4 separate regions of the Homo sapiens genome follow, and regions 1, 2 and 3 are each linked to region 4. Evidence: chromatin contacts called from ENCODE Hi-C or POLR2A ChIA-PET data. All regions are on one chromosome and are shown on one strand. Each heading gives the region's core, a stretch centred on a gene start or an enhancer-like site at or near the end of the contact. The rest is flanking DNA. Distances are from core to core; before and after follow the strand shown.

Region 1 (2,818 bases), core at 180-2,679, 270 kb after region 4:
GATGAGTCCAGAAGTGGGTCTAGCCTTTGTGGAGCTCAGCATAGAGAAGTGGCGGGCATCGCTGTAACAGAAGAACTGATGCTCTCCAGAACAGGAGCAGAGGTGGTTGGAGTGCATAAGGTGGAGCTATTCTGTTAGAGACCCAGGAGAGCTTCCTAGCAGCCCTTCAAGCTGGCACCTGACTGACAGTTTTGATGGCAGAAAATGGAATAGCATGATGGAGATTTCCCCATTGCATTTCTGCTCTCACTTCTCTCTGCAAGAGCTAGATCCTTCCTTCTCCAACAGGTTCACCCCTCCTGTCTTGTGGTCTGAACTGCTGTCTGTCTGCTCATCTCGTTAGCTTGACCTTTGACCCCTCATGGGTTCTGCTCATGGAAATCTGATTTACTCCTCTCTGTGGGGTGCCCTTGGTGTTTTCTGTCCATTTTCCCTTTCCAGCCCCTCCAACTTGGATTTGCCTCATAAATGATGTTTGCTCCCTGAAAAACAAAATTTGGGGATGTGGGCTGATGGGGCTTTTGCCACGTTTCACTCAATTCATTAATTTTTTAAAAAGTGTTACAGTGGTACACCTTAAACTTAGATCTTTTGTAGTTAGGCACTTTCTGAATCATCATGGAAAATGATGACATTACATGAAATTGAGAGCCCTCCTGGAAGAGCAGGATGAGCAATTGTTAGGGGCTTCCTTGCCCCTCTTCCCTCTGCCACTAAAAGGCCTTTCTCATCCCTTTGTCCTCATGGTTCTTACTCCACTCAGTTTAAAAGTGGAGCCCTTGGGAGCCTCCCTGGCACTCACACACAAAAATGTCAATATACTTGGCGTCCACCCTTTCCATTTTTAACACACCACCATCTGGAACCCAGAATTACCTTGGAATTTACTTGTCTCCTCTAGAGGGAGTCATAATTGCTTGGAAGGTAAGTTACTGCCCAGAGCCTCTGGCCAGGAAGTCTTTTGGCTGTCAAGCCTGCAGGATTTCAGGTGGGGCTGCCAAGGTGGTGGAACCTGTGTTTGATAAGTCATTTTTAGGGACCAGGGCTGCCATGCAAATGCATTTGTTTGCATAACTTTCTTGCTCTCAGGGACAGTAAAGTTTCCTACTGCCATCCCACACCCCTGCCAGGATTTGCAAGTGAAATACCAGGACTGACTTTCCACTTTCCCCCTTCATGAGTCCTCCCTTCCTAAGTCCTCCCCCACCCCTTGGTTTTGGTTTTGTCTCTGAGGTCCTGTGTGACCAAATACTAGTCTCAACCTCTCTGATCCTAGGGTAGTAGTGTTTCCAGGACCCTGATATGCAAAGTATCTGTACAAGTTATGCAAATGAGCATCCTGTCTGGGTGGCTCTGGTCCTAGCCCCGGGCAGTTACTAGCTCTGACTACTGCTGTCCGAGTGTGTGAAACGTGATCTTGCTCCTTCCTCTGTCCAGGCAGCTGTGGGTCTCTTGTTCCTCAAACAGCTACTGCCTCTTGGGGTAATAAGGCCTCAAGTTTCAGAATGAGCTGAGTTCTCCTAGCCCTTACCTTCTGATCTGGAGACATGTGGTTCTGAATTCACCAGTCAAAGGTTTACTTTTGAAAGAAACCACGATCTCATCTAAGTCTAAGACAGAGACCTTGGTTAGCTGGAGTCTGTGGTGCAGAGAGACCTGGTATTTGTAGTAAGACCTAGAGGGGCCTTTGGTTTTCTGGCACTCAGCTGTCTCCTTTTCTGGTCACAAACCTATTCTAAGGAAATGGTCCTCATAGTGAGACTCTAGCCCTACCCACCCACAGGAGGGTCGAGGGCAGGAGGGGAAGGATGACAGCCAGGCATTCTTTGAGCCAGTGTGCAAGGAAGAGAAAGGGTAGACGAGAAATTCAGTCTGATCGGCTTATTTCAGGCTCTGAAAATGACAGCTGACTCAGGGTAGGTGCTTAGTATCTGTTGGATGGATGAAAGCATCTAAAGGAAAATTAACACAAGTAATTTTAGTAACTCAAACAAGACATTATATGTACATATATAGACATACAGAGTGAGGCGTGAACCTTTCTCTTTATAACGTCTCCACCTCAGTGATGCCAATTCCCTCTCCAGAAAAAACTTCATTGAACAGCTTTATTTTTTTTGAAATTTTTATCCAAAAAGTTTCTGAAAATTTATCTAGATACAAATATACTTATAAGCACAACTGAGAAGTTTCTTTGGCAGTTATAACAAGTACAAATGGAATCATTAGGCATATTGTTCTGCAACCTGCTTTTAAAAAATTGTGATAAAATACACTTAACTGAAAATTTACCATCTTAAACATTTTTAACTGTAAACTTCACTAGTATGTTCACATTGTTGTGCAACTGACAGACTTTTTCATACCCATGAAACAACATACAGCTTGCTTTTTTCACTTAGCATATCTTGTGAATTTCCATGATCAAACTCATAGAACTATCATTCTTTTTCTAAATAGTTGCAGAGTATTTTATAGTATGATGTACCACAATTTATCTGCTGTGGATGGATATTTCTCACCTCCTTTCTTTTTTATTTGTCTTTTAACCTCATTTGCACTGAAGGACTACCCTCCCCCCCTTTTTCTACTATTTATATAGATCTCACAAATATCTTGTACAGTATCTTCGAGTGTGTGTGTAAGGATTTCTGTAGTATAGATCCCTAGTAGTGGAATGGCAAGATCTAAGGGTATACACATTTTAGTTTTTGATAGGGACTGCCAAAAAGACAGTATCGATTTATGAATGAATGCACTTTGCATATTGCTTTCCAAGTGAGAGCTTTACGAAAGGGTTTGCTGTCAGCAGCAAATC
Region 2 (2,710 bases), core at 173-2,672, 330 kb after region 4:
GGCAGCTTTGGGAAGAACTCCAGTGAGCAGAAAAAGGGAAGGGACATTTGGGTGGAAGAAACAGTTTGAACGAAGGCACCTCCATAGAAAGGCATGGACAAACATGGGAGCTTGCAGGAAAGGAGGGGAAGGGGAGGCTGCAGCACAGGGGGCTCCCAGCATGGTCCTGGGCTCCTTGTGTGCATCAGTGAATGCACCAGGCCTTTGCAGAAACTTGATGTATTGGCACTGATCCATAGAGAAGGGAACAGAGGCCCAGGAAGGAAGGTCACACAGCTTATGAGTTGGTGATGGAGATGGGATTAGACCATTCCATTAGACTTTAAAACACATGGCTTATTGGGGCCCTAGAGAACACCTAGTAATTCAGGTTGCCTGGTGCCTACAGTAAGTCAGTAGGTTGTGAGAGGAAAGGTGTACATGACAGAATTATATTATTCATAATATCTGGGTGGTTTTTTTTTCTGCCTTCCATGTACCAAAACCTGGGCTAAGCATTTTTATATATTACCTCATCAAAACGAACAGCACCTTTATCAAGCGATTACCCCTATTTTACAGATAAGGAAACTAAATGTCAGAGAGTTCAATAATTTTCCCAAGATCACGAAGCCAATAAGTGATGGAGTCATGACTTAAATTCAGGTCTTTTGGTGACACAACCCAGACTAATTGGGAAAGAGCTTCATGGGTAAATCGTGAGTCATACTTAATTTCAATTCCTGGTGACATAATGAGGGTACAAATTTTCAATTTTTTTTTTCTTTTTTTTTTGCCATGGGCAAGTTCCAAGCCTGGGCTTCTCTTCCAACACTGTCCCTCCCTTCCCTGTATAGTTCTGCTCACTTGTCCTGTCTTCTTGCTCTGTCCTCTATGCCCACATGTATAGAACTGGATCCCCAATCAAGGCTAACTGCTAGCCTTAAAGAAAGACCAATCTTCTGGCAGATAAGAAGGACTGTTAAGGAAGACGAGGGGACAGGAAAGCAAGGGGAATGTCAAAGAAATAAGGGGCCTGGCCAATATCTCAAGAACAGAAGCAGCTGTGGCCCTGGAAGGGCGAGGGGGACGTCATTTCCTTTTCCAGATCCCTTTTTTCCTTTGAGGTTCAGTCCCAAATGGGTAAAGTTCAAATACTAGTCTTACTCAGAATTCCCTAGTCCTGCTTGCTCAAAAGGTGGATTTTCTGGCCTCACTCCAATCTTCAAAACATCTTTTTGTGGGGCTTGAGAGTCTGCCTTTTAAAATAGCACCCCAGAGAGTCTACACATTGAGGGCCTTGGCTTCTGTAATGCAGTTACATCCATGGGCTTTCGCTGTTGCTGCTGAGAGAACTTGGGGTGCCAGGAAGTCGGGGTTGGATGCCTTCCAGTTCCCTGCCCTAATCAGAGGCATTGACCTGGAGGCCCTGTGTAGGAGTCCCCATCTTTCGGAATTAGTGATGTGGTTAGAGTAGCAACGTGACTCTCTGTGGACGGAAGAAGGTAGGTCGGATGTGAGAGTCTCCCTCCATGAACATGTGTGCGTCATCTGAGTCAAAGCTTGTATCTTTACTCTCAAAAACAAGTCATTTTTGTTCCTGTCAGCATCTTGGCCAGCCCACAACAAAGAGTACAAGCTGGATGCTTGTACTGTGCTGCGATAAAGAGGCCCAGACACAGGCCTCAGGTGATCCTACAGAGCATGGCTGGAGAGAACAGGAAAGGATTATTCCCCTGGGGGCTGATGGGGCTGCCTTCAGCAACACAAAAACATGCTTACAGAAAACTGCTGGAGGACATAGGAGTGATCTGCTTGCAATGAGGTTTTTCAACCACCAGGAATGGGGTGACCTAGTCCAGAGCCCTCTAATAAAGTGACTTTCAAACTGACTGCACTTCAAAATAATCCTAAGCTTTAACAAATAGAGATGCCCAGGCTTCATCCCAGATGTACAAAATTCAACTCTCAGGGACAGGGTCTGGGACTCTGTGCAAAGCCCCCTGGGAATTCTGGAACAACTAATCTGGCATTGCTCTAGGAAATAGCACTTGGAAAGCACTCCAGCAAGGTGGGAGGGAAAATTATTCCAGCTTGAACACTACAATATCAAGTAATCCTTTCTCTCTTCGCCCTGTCTCTTCCCTTCCCTTTCTTGCTCTCTGTAACAGGCAGGAGGCTCAGAAGAGCTTCTTCTCTCACGCTTCTTGCAGGGCAGTACAGGGAAAGATGTAGCTGTGTAAATTCCAGGAGGGCTTCAGGTATATTTAAATATGGGTTGCTTGCCACATTCACCTGCCTATCAAGTTTGCAGATGACAACTGCAGAATGTGGCACCCAGGTCTTGAAAGTCATGAAGCAGAATTGGATAACATCTGTCCGAGTCATGACAAAGAGGGTTCCTGTGCTGGGAGTGGGGGCTAATGAACCTGGAGATCCTTTCCAACACAGACATTCCCTGATGCCAATGATAACCTTTTCAAATTGTTGTTTTCTTGATTTTTATCTGTTTCTGGCACCTCATTTGATTCCCTATATGACAATAACCCCCAGGTTGAGTGCACTGAAATAATTTAGGTAATGAGAAGCTGAAAGTTACTACAGATGGAAGGAATTAGGGTGTATAAAGTGTGCATTGTGTGAGTCATAGGCTGTGTCTTTAAGCAACAAGCTTTTATTGGTGTCAGCATCTTTCCAGGTACAATGCAAACCCAGTGAGAATGAGATTTGG
Region 3 (3,163 bases), core at 380-2,879, 310 kb after region 4:
TCTCAGTTTTTAGAACAACATTGAAAATAAAAACAGACATTTCCTAGCCCCACTGGCCAGAATTTGTCCAATTAAATCAATATCATTGGCTTGCCATTCTCGTCTCATCCCATGCAGATTTGCCTGGCACACACAGTAGGTGAGCTCTAAGTGCTCTGGTGAACTTAGAAATCATTTTATAAGGAGGGCACCCTTTTAGGAACTGGGTCAGACATTGTGTGGTCATATTAAAGCTCAATCCCTGGTTGCCCACCTGATTGTGGGAGACCATCTATAGAAGGAGGGGAAAAAGAAACTCCTTTTCCCAGGGTGCTGGACTAAGAACTCCAGAGGCCCTAAGTTGTCTCGACCTTCAGATGTAGTTCAAAATAGTTTAAGGAGGCCCAACAAGGTTCTGATACTCTTTTGATGATTTTAAAAGTATTCTTTTTAAGATTAAAATACTTAAAATACAAGGAATACTTTCTAAACAGTATTATTCTTTCAAGTAATTAAGGAGAATCTGTTTGTACCTTGGCTTTTGGGTGATCTGAGACTGTTCCCAGCAAGAACCTTGAATTCAGGTGCCTCAAGCAGTGGGTTGGATATAAATTGGTATCAGGTAGTCAACTGGTTTCACGAAAGCGGCTAAGGGTTGTGCACTTGAGCCTCTCTTATGTGGCAGACCTTATATACCTCTGACAGCAAAGGCTGGAAGTGCCTTCCCCACTTTGCTCAACCCCCAGCCCTACCCTGGGTCCAAGTGTTCTGTTATTGGAAACCCCAAGATGTGCTCTGTCTTTGGGCTTGTCTTTGCAGCAGAGCATGGTGGTTAAGTGTGCGGGCCCTGGAGTCGGACTGGGTTTGCAACCCAGCTCTGCCCTTTCCCATCTGTGTGACCTTGGGCAAGTTTCTGAGCCTCCCTGTGCGGCAGTATCTATATACAATTGGAGATGATAATTGGTGCTGTCGTAGTGTTGCAAGGGCGGAATGAGTGACTGTACACAATGCTTGGATGAATACTTGACATACAGCAAGTAGCCAGCCCACCTGAAGTGTAGTGGTTGATGTTTTTCCTTGGGAATACTCAGCTGCTAAAAGCTAAGTATGTCTCTTCGTGGATCTGAAGACTTGGAACAGACCAATTTCAACTCCAATATTCTGAGGATGTTACAGGGAGACAGAGAAGTCAGTCTCATAGTAGAAAGACTGACTGGCTCAGGCATTTAGGAGGCCTAGTTTCCAGCCCTGGACCTTCTACTATGAGATCCCAAACAAGTTCCTTTTCATCCCTTGGCCTTGCTTTCCGCATCAATAATCCAAGGGCTTGCCAGAGTTGTTTTTCTAAGAAGATTTCCAAAGCTAATGCCCTTAAATTTTGTGATTCCCCTATCTCTCCTCCCAGCCTGCCCCTTCTGTTCCCCTCGGCAGGAGCGAGCGAACATGAGTGGTTCTGATACATATTTTCCTTCCTTTCCAAATCCACCAGGTCAGCACAAGACCAGGCCCTGTCAGCCTCTTCTAGCTCATAGCTTCTGCCCAGCCCTGGAAGTGCCATTCTGTAAGAGAAACAAAACCTTTTCCTCCGGCAGCTTTTGCGTGTGTTCACCTGTATTTCCTTCTCGCAATCCTGGCCCCCAGCACTTTGAGGTTGCAGTTTCGTTGTGAGTCAGGCCTGCTGAGAGCAGTGGAAATCAGAAGAGCCTCCACTTGGTAGGGGAGGACGTGATGCTGCCTTTTCCTCAAGAGCATGGCCCCGGGGGCGGCGGGGGTGTGGAAGGGAGGTGGTCACCTTCCGGAAGTGGATTTCTCACATTGACTGTTTCAGGGAGAAAAGAAGATTACTGGAAAGCCCTAGAAAGCGCTTCACATCTCTTTCAGAAAGAACTTTGCGTTCTCAAGCAATTATCTGCACCACGCAGTAAAATGTCTGTGTTGCGTTGATGCCTGCGCGACGCAGGCCTATGCCGAGGAGGAAGTGTTGTTGGTGTACTTGGCTCCTGACGTGGGACTCAGATAATAAATTCCCTTGAGAGAGGTGACCATGGGATCCTGGATTCCCGTGGCAGAGCACAGTGAGGCCAGTCTGGGTGCTGGTTCAGTCCCAGGAGTTGCCAGCTGCTACGGGCTTTGAAGTATTAAAGTCCCCCAATGCCTCCATTGTATCCCATGGGAAAAGGCGAGCAGGCAGGGAGGAATGGCCAGTGCTAGAAACAGGATATCTGACCCCTGTGAAAACCACTGTGGATGAATACTCGGGTCATGCAGGCTCTGGATCAGCAGATTCTTGGATCCTTGAAGGAGGGTCCATGCAGGTAGACTTCAGGTAGACTGAAGACCCATGGAACACAAACATATATATAATGCAAAAGAACACATACACCACCCCCAATTTAGAAGTGCCTGTTTTCTATGGACTTGAGTGGCAACCATTGGCACTTCCTTAACCGTGCTTGTGAGAAATCCTTTACGAAATCACCAGCAACTTCTAGAGAGTCAGGAGGTCAAATACAGTGGTGGGAAAGAAGCCATGAAAATAACACTGAAATCCCTGGGTGGTTCTAATCCTGGAAGCTGAGTTCCTGTGGGGCTGATCTGTGAGCTGGGACAGGTGGGGAGGAGAGTAGGTCATCTGGGAGCATGTGGTTAAGCAGAGCAGAAGGTTAGCATTTCAATGGAGGGCTTACAGCCCCTCAGAGGGGAAAGTGCAGAGGGACCTCCAGAGAGGGCAGCCAGGGAGAGGGAGCAGAGTGTGACAGAAGTTGACCCAAGACGACCTCGACTATTTCAGATGTTGCCTGAGGCTGTTCATATGTCCAGTAGGAGAAAGAAGCTGTCCTTTGTAAATCTCATAGACCCCCAGCTCCCAAGAACCTGAACTAAGTTTGGTCCTATTTATAGTGTAACCCCTGCTTTGTAGGCTGTGAATGAATCAACATTTATAAGTAGAGTTTCTACAGAGATGTTGCTCCAGTTTCCAAAAAAGTGACTTACAGACATCTGTACAAAATTGGAAAGCTACCTGCACCGAAGTGTATAAACATATATCTGGTCAAAGGGGTCACAGGATGTAAACTGTGTGTTAGGGAGGGGTGGTGACGGGGACTTGGGGTGGGGAAGTGAAAGGGGAGGGATATAGGACATCCTTAGAGGGTATCATGAGCAAGCTGGCCTCACCAAAGCT
Region 4 (2,852 bases), core at 213-2,712:
AGACTGAGGCAGGTGGATCAGGAGGTTGGGAGATCTAGACCAACCTGCTCAATCCACCTCACCAACCACACAGTGAAACCCCATCTCTACTAAAAATACAAAAAATTAGCCACTGGCTCACGCCTGTAATCCCGGCACTTTGGGAGGCTGAGGCAGGTGGATCAGGAGGTTGGGAGATCAAGTCCAACCTGTTCAATCCACCTCACCAACCACACAGTGAAACCCCATCTCTACTAAAAATACAAAAAGTTAGCCGGGCATGGTGGTGCATGCCTGTAGTCCCAGATACTTGGGAGGCTGAGGCAGAAGAATCACTTGAACCCAGGAGGTGGAGGTTGCAGTGAGCTAACATCATGCCACTGCACTCCAGCCTGGGTGACAGAGTGAGACTCCATCTCAAAAAAAAAAAGCAAGCTGGGAAGACTGGGTGGAACATGAGGATCTCAGGCACTCAGGCACATTCCTCCTGGTCCTGATGTGAGAAGTTGCAGCAACTCCTCCAGCTGGAGGTGTTATGGGGAGTTCTCTTTATCTGAGCACTAGGCAGTTCTCAGCTCTGCTCCTGTTCTAGTGTCACTGTGGGAGGGGTGGGGCTGGCGGAGGAAACCACCAGGTGTGGCCATGGGAAAGTCCCTCCAACATTCTATAGAAACATGGAATTTCCTGGTTTTAACCATTTCATATCCAACTGCCATCTCTGAGCTGACCAGAGCAGGACAGACCCCTCCAGCCTCCTAGGACATTTGATGTGGGGCATCGAGTCCTGGCTGGGAAGTTGGCACCTGGGTGCCAGCCCCAGCAGTCTCTGAAGAGCATGGGTAAATTACTGAAGTGTGTGGGCCTCCATGCCTTCAATGCCTTTCTGTAAAATGCTTTCCAAGCTCCCAAACAATTCCAAATATATCCATGTCATCCAATCAACCCACAGAGTAGCTGTTACTCTGCGGGTGAGTGAGCTGGCTGGGAGGGGCTGCATGCTGTGTGCTCAGGTCACACTGGAAGGCATCAGCTGGGTCCCCGCGCTTGCTCTCGGACCTCTGCAGGCCTCCTGGGAAGGTGACTCAGATCCAACTTCTAGGACTGGATCGGCATAGCTCCCACACTTCCTTGGGGTTCCTGGGTGTGGGAGCATGGACTTCCCAGGCAGCTTTCCACTTAGTTAACTTGCCCAACCTGCTCTGTTGACTCTGGGAAGAGCCCTGAACTTCCCTGCTCCAGTGAACTGTGGGAGATGCCAAAACAGCACCCAGCTGCCCATCAAGATTACCAGAAGGGCCCCAGTTCCTGGCTTCTCTGTGGCTCACACTCTGGTCCTATTGCCTACCCTTGGGAACTCAGAGCATCCTCTTTCTCTTTTCTGCTGAGCTGGTGGCTGCACCGAGTTGCCTCTGTCTCTTTAAGAGAGAAAGAGAGAGCGAGAGACGGAAATCAGGAAGTGCGAGAGAGCTGAGAGCCAGGACTCAGTGCTGAGCTTGGTGTCCCACCGCCACAAGGAGGCAGGGAAGAAACCCACTAGTCCCAGCTCCTGGGGTGGCACAGACATTGCAACTGGCCCTGCCTGTGGGTCCTAGGGGCCCTTGGCTACCAGGAGGCTAAGAACACTGCTCATGAATGACAGTGAGCCCTGAAAGCTCTGGGGGTGTCACCCAGTCCCACAAGCCTGCATCCCCTGCAGTGGAGATGGGGTGAGTGTGCAGCGTGCGGAGGGGGGTGGGGGTGGAATGAGGGGCCAGACAAGGGGCAGCTGCAGGGCAGCTCAGCCGGGTGCAGGGGTGTGGGCTTGTTGGCAGCGGTGCTCTCACATAGAGCGTTGTGTGTGGCATGGAGGTGAGCCACCACGGGCCAACCACAAGCCCTCCCTGGGCTCTGCTTACCAACACCCAAAGCCAGCGATCAGCACCCAGCGCCTGCCCTCACCTTTCCCGGGGTCTTTCTCCCTGGCCGGAGTCTCAGGAGTAGGAGACGCTGGGAAAGGCTCCCTGAACAGTTTGGGAATAGAGCTGGAAACCCCCAGCCCAGCCCTGTGGGGGAAGGTGACAAACAGGAAAGGGTTAAAGGGCTAGGGCCGGCGGCCTTTGATGGAGGCTGAGAAGCAACTGCACTGAGGGGCGCCTCTCATCCGCCCTCCTCTTTCCGGTGTAGCTCAGCTCCTGGACGTGCCACAGACAGAAAGCATAACATACACTCGCCAGGAAGAGCCTTTGCCTGACTCAGGGCAGCTCAGAGTGTGGGGTAAGTGCACTTGGCCACAGCAGAGCCCTGAGGAGGGAGGGGAGGGGAGAGGTGGGTGGGTGGTGTCTCACATGCTTCACTGTCCACTGCTCATTCATCCAACCACTGGCTGAGGGCCACTGAGCCCTTCTTTGCACCAGGTGCTTGGGGTGGTGGGGGGAGGATCTGCAGAGCGTGCAGAGTTAAGCCAGATGTGCCACAACCAGAGCTCCCGGGCACAGAATCCAGGGGCACACCGCTTGTCTGGGGGTCTGCGCTTTGCACCTCACTGCCTATTATCCCAGAGTCCTGAGCTGTTCCTTGCCCCAGTATCAGAGCCCTTGGCCTTGATTTCAGCCTGCTGTGCTCCAACCCCAGCCCCAGCCCCCAGACCTGCTGGCTGCCTCCAGCCTCAGCGGGGAAAACCAGACCCACTCATTCATGCTGAGCTACTGTGTTGTCTTCAGGAAGCCTCTCAGTACCTCAGTTGCTTCTGTGTAATGTCCGCTCCTACCTGATCTGAAACTAGGAGTTGACCACCGATCTCTTCAAGGGGCCTCTGGCTCAATGAAATGACATTATCAAGGATTTGCATTTTTAAAAAAGATTACACAGAGAAAAAGTTCAGAGCGAAGGAACAT

What was found. Hi-C counts contacts between places; a loop is a spot of excess contacts on that map. ChIA-PET counts read pairs that join two places held with the same protein, here RNA polymerase II (POLR2A). Pooled maps may share reads with other maps.
Region 1: a pooled map shows a loop between it and region 4 (4-fold over the local background). The contact joins the enhancer-like site here to the promoter of IKBKE in region 4. A Hi-C loop is called at or near these places in 1 of 168 maps with a recorded cell type or tissue (naive thymus-derived CD4-positive, alpha-beta T cell) and 8 of 50 pooled maps. POLR2A ChIA-PET finds 5 or more read pairs at or near these places in 5 of 52 experiments (B cell, BJ, CD8-positive, alpha-beta memory T cell and 2 more).
Region 2: a map of B cell shows a loop between it and region 4 (3-fold over the local background). The contact joins the enhancer-like site here to the promoter of IKBKE in region 4. A Hi-C loop is called at or near these places in 1 of 168 maps with a recorded cell type or tissue (B cell), 2 of 37 single-sample maps with no recorded cell type and 14 of 50 pooled maps. POLR2A ChIA-PET finds 5 or more read pairs at or near these places in 1 of 52 experiments (activated CD4-positive, alpha-beta T cell).
Region 3: a pooled map shows a loop between it and region 4 (4-fold over the local background). The contact joins the enhancer-like site here to the promoter of IKBKE in region 4. A Hi-C loop is called at or near these places in 2 of 37 single-sample maps with no recorded cell type and 4 of 50 pooled maps.

Annotation. Positions count from the first base shown.
Region 1 is chr1:206,738,247-206,741,064 of GRCh38, forward strand. No RefSeq gene overlaps it. Among named protein-coding and RNA genes, the nearest start is that of IL19, 31 kb to the right of the region's middle. RefSeq lists silencers at 1,225-1,274, 1,305-1,414. Within about 2 kb of position 1,430, at least 5 of the 41 ENCODE cell types and tissues checked have a DNase peak (open chromatin) inside an H3K27ac peak, as active enhancers do.
Region 2 is chr1:206,801,914-206,804,623 of GRCh38, forward strand. All of the region lies in intron 2 of IL19 (interleukin 19), which reads left to right. Among named protein-coding and RNA genes, the nearest start is that of IL10, 31 kb to the left of the region's middle. RefSeq lists an enhancer at 1,265-1,314. Within about 2 kb of position 1,423, at least 6 of the 41 ENCODE cell types and tissues checked have a DNase peak (open chromatin) inside an H3K27ac peak, as active enhancers do.
Region 3 is chr1:206,782,927-206,786,089 of GRCh38, forward strand. The region is part of intron 1 of IL19 (interleukin 19); the gene reads left to right. Among named protein-coding and RNA genes, the nearest start is that of IL10, 12 kb to the left of the region's middle. RefSeq lists an enhancer at 1,418-1,477. Within about 2 kb of position 1,630, at least 3 of the 41 ENCODE cell types and tissues checked have a DNase peak (open chromatin) inside an H3K27ac peak, as active enhancers do.
Region 4 is chr1:206,469,014-206,471,865 of GRCh38, forward strand. It overlaps IKBKE (inhibitor of nuclear factor kappa B kinase subunit epsilon), which reads left to right and starts at 1,463. Exons shown (of 22, transcript NM_014002.4): 1 at 1,463-1,685; 2 at 2,143-2,232. RefSeq lists enhancers at 373-1,010, 530-839.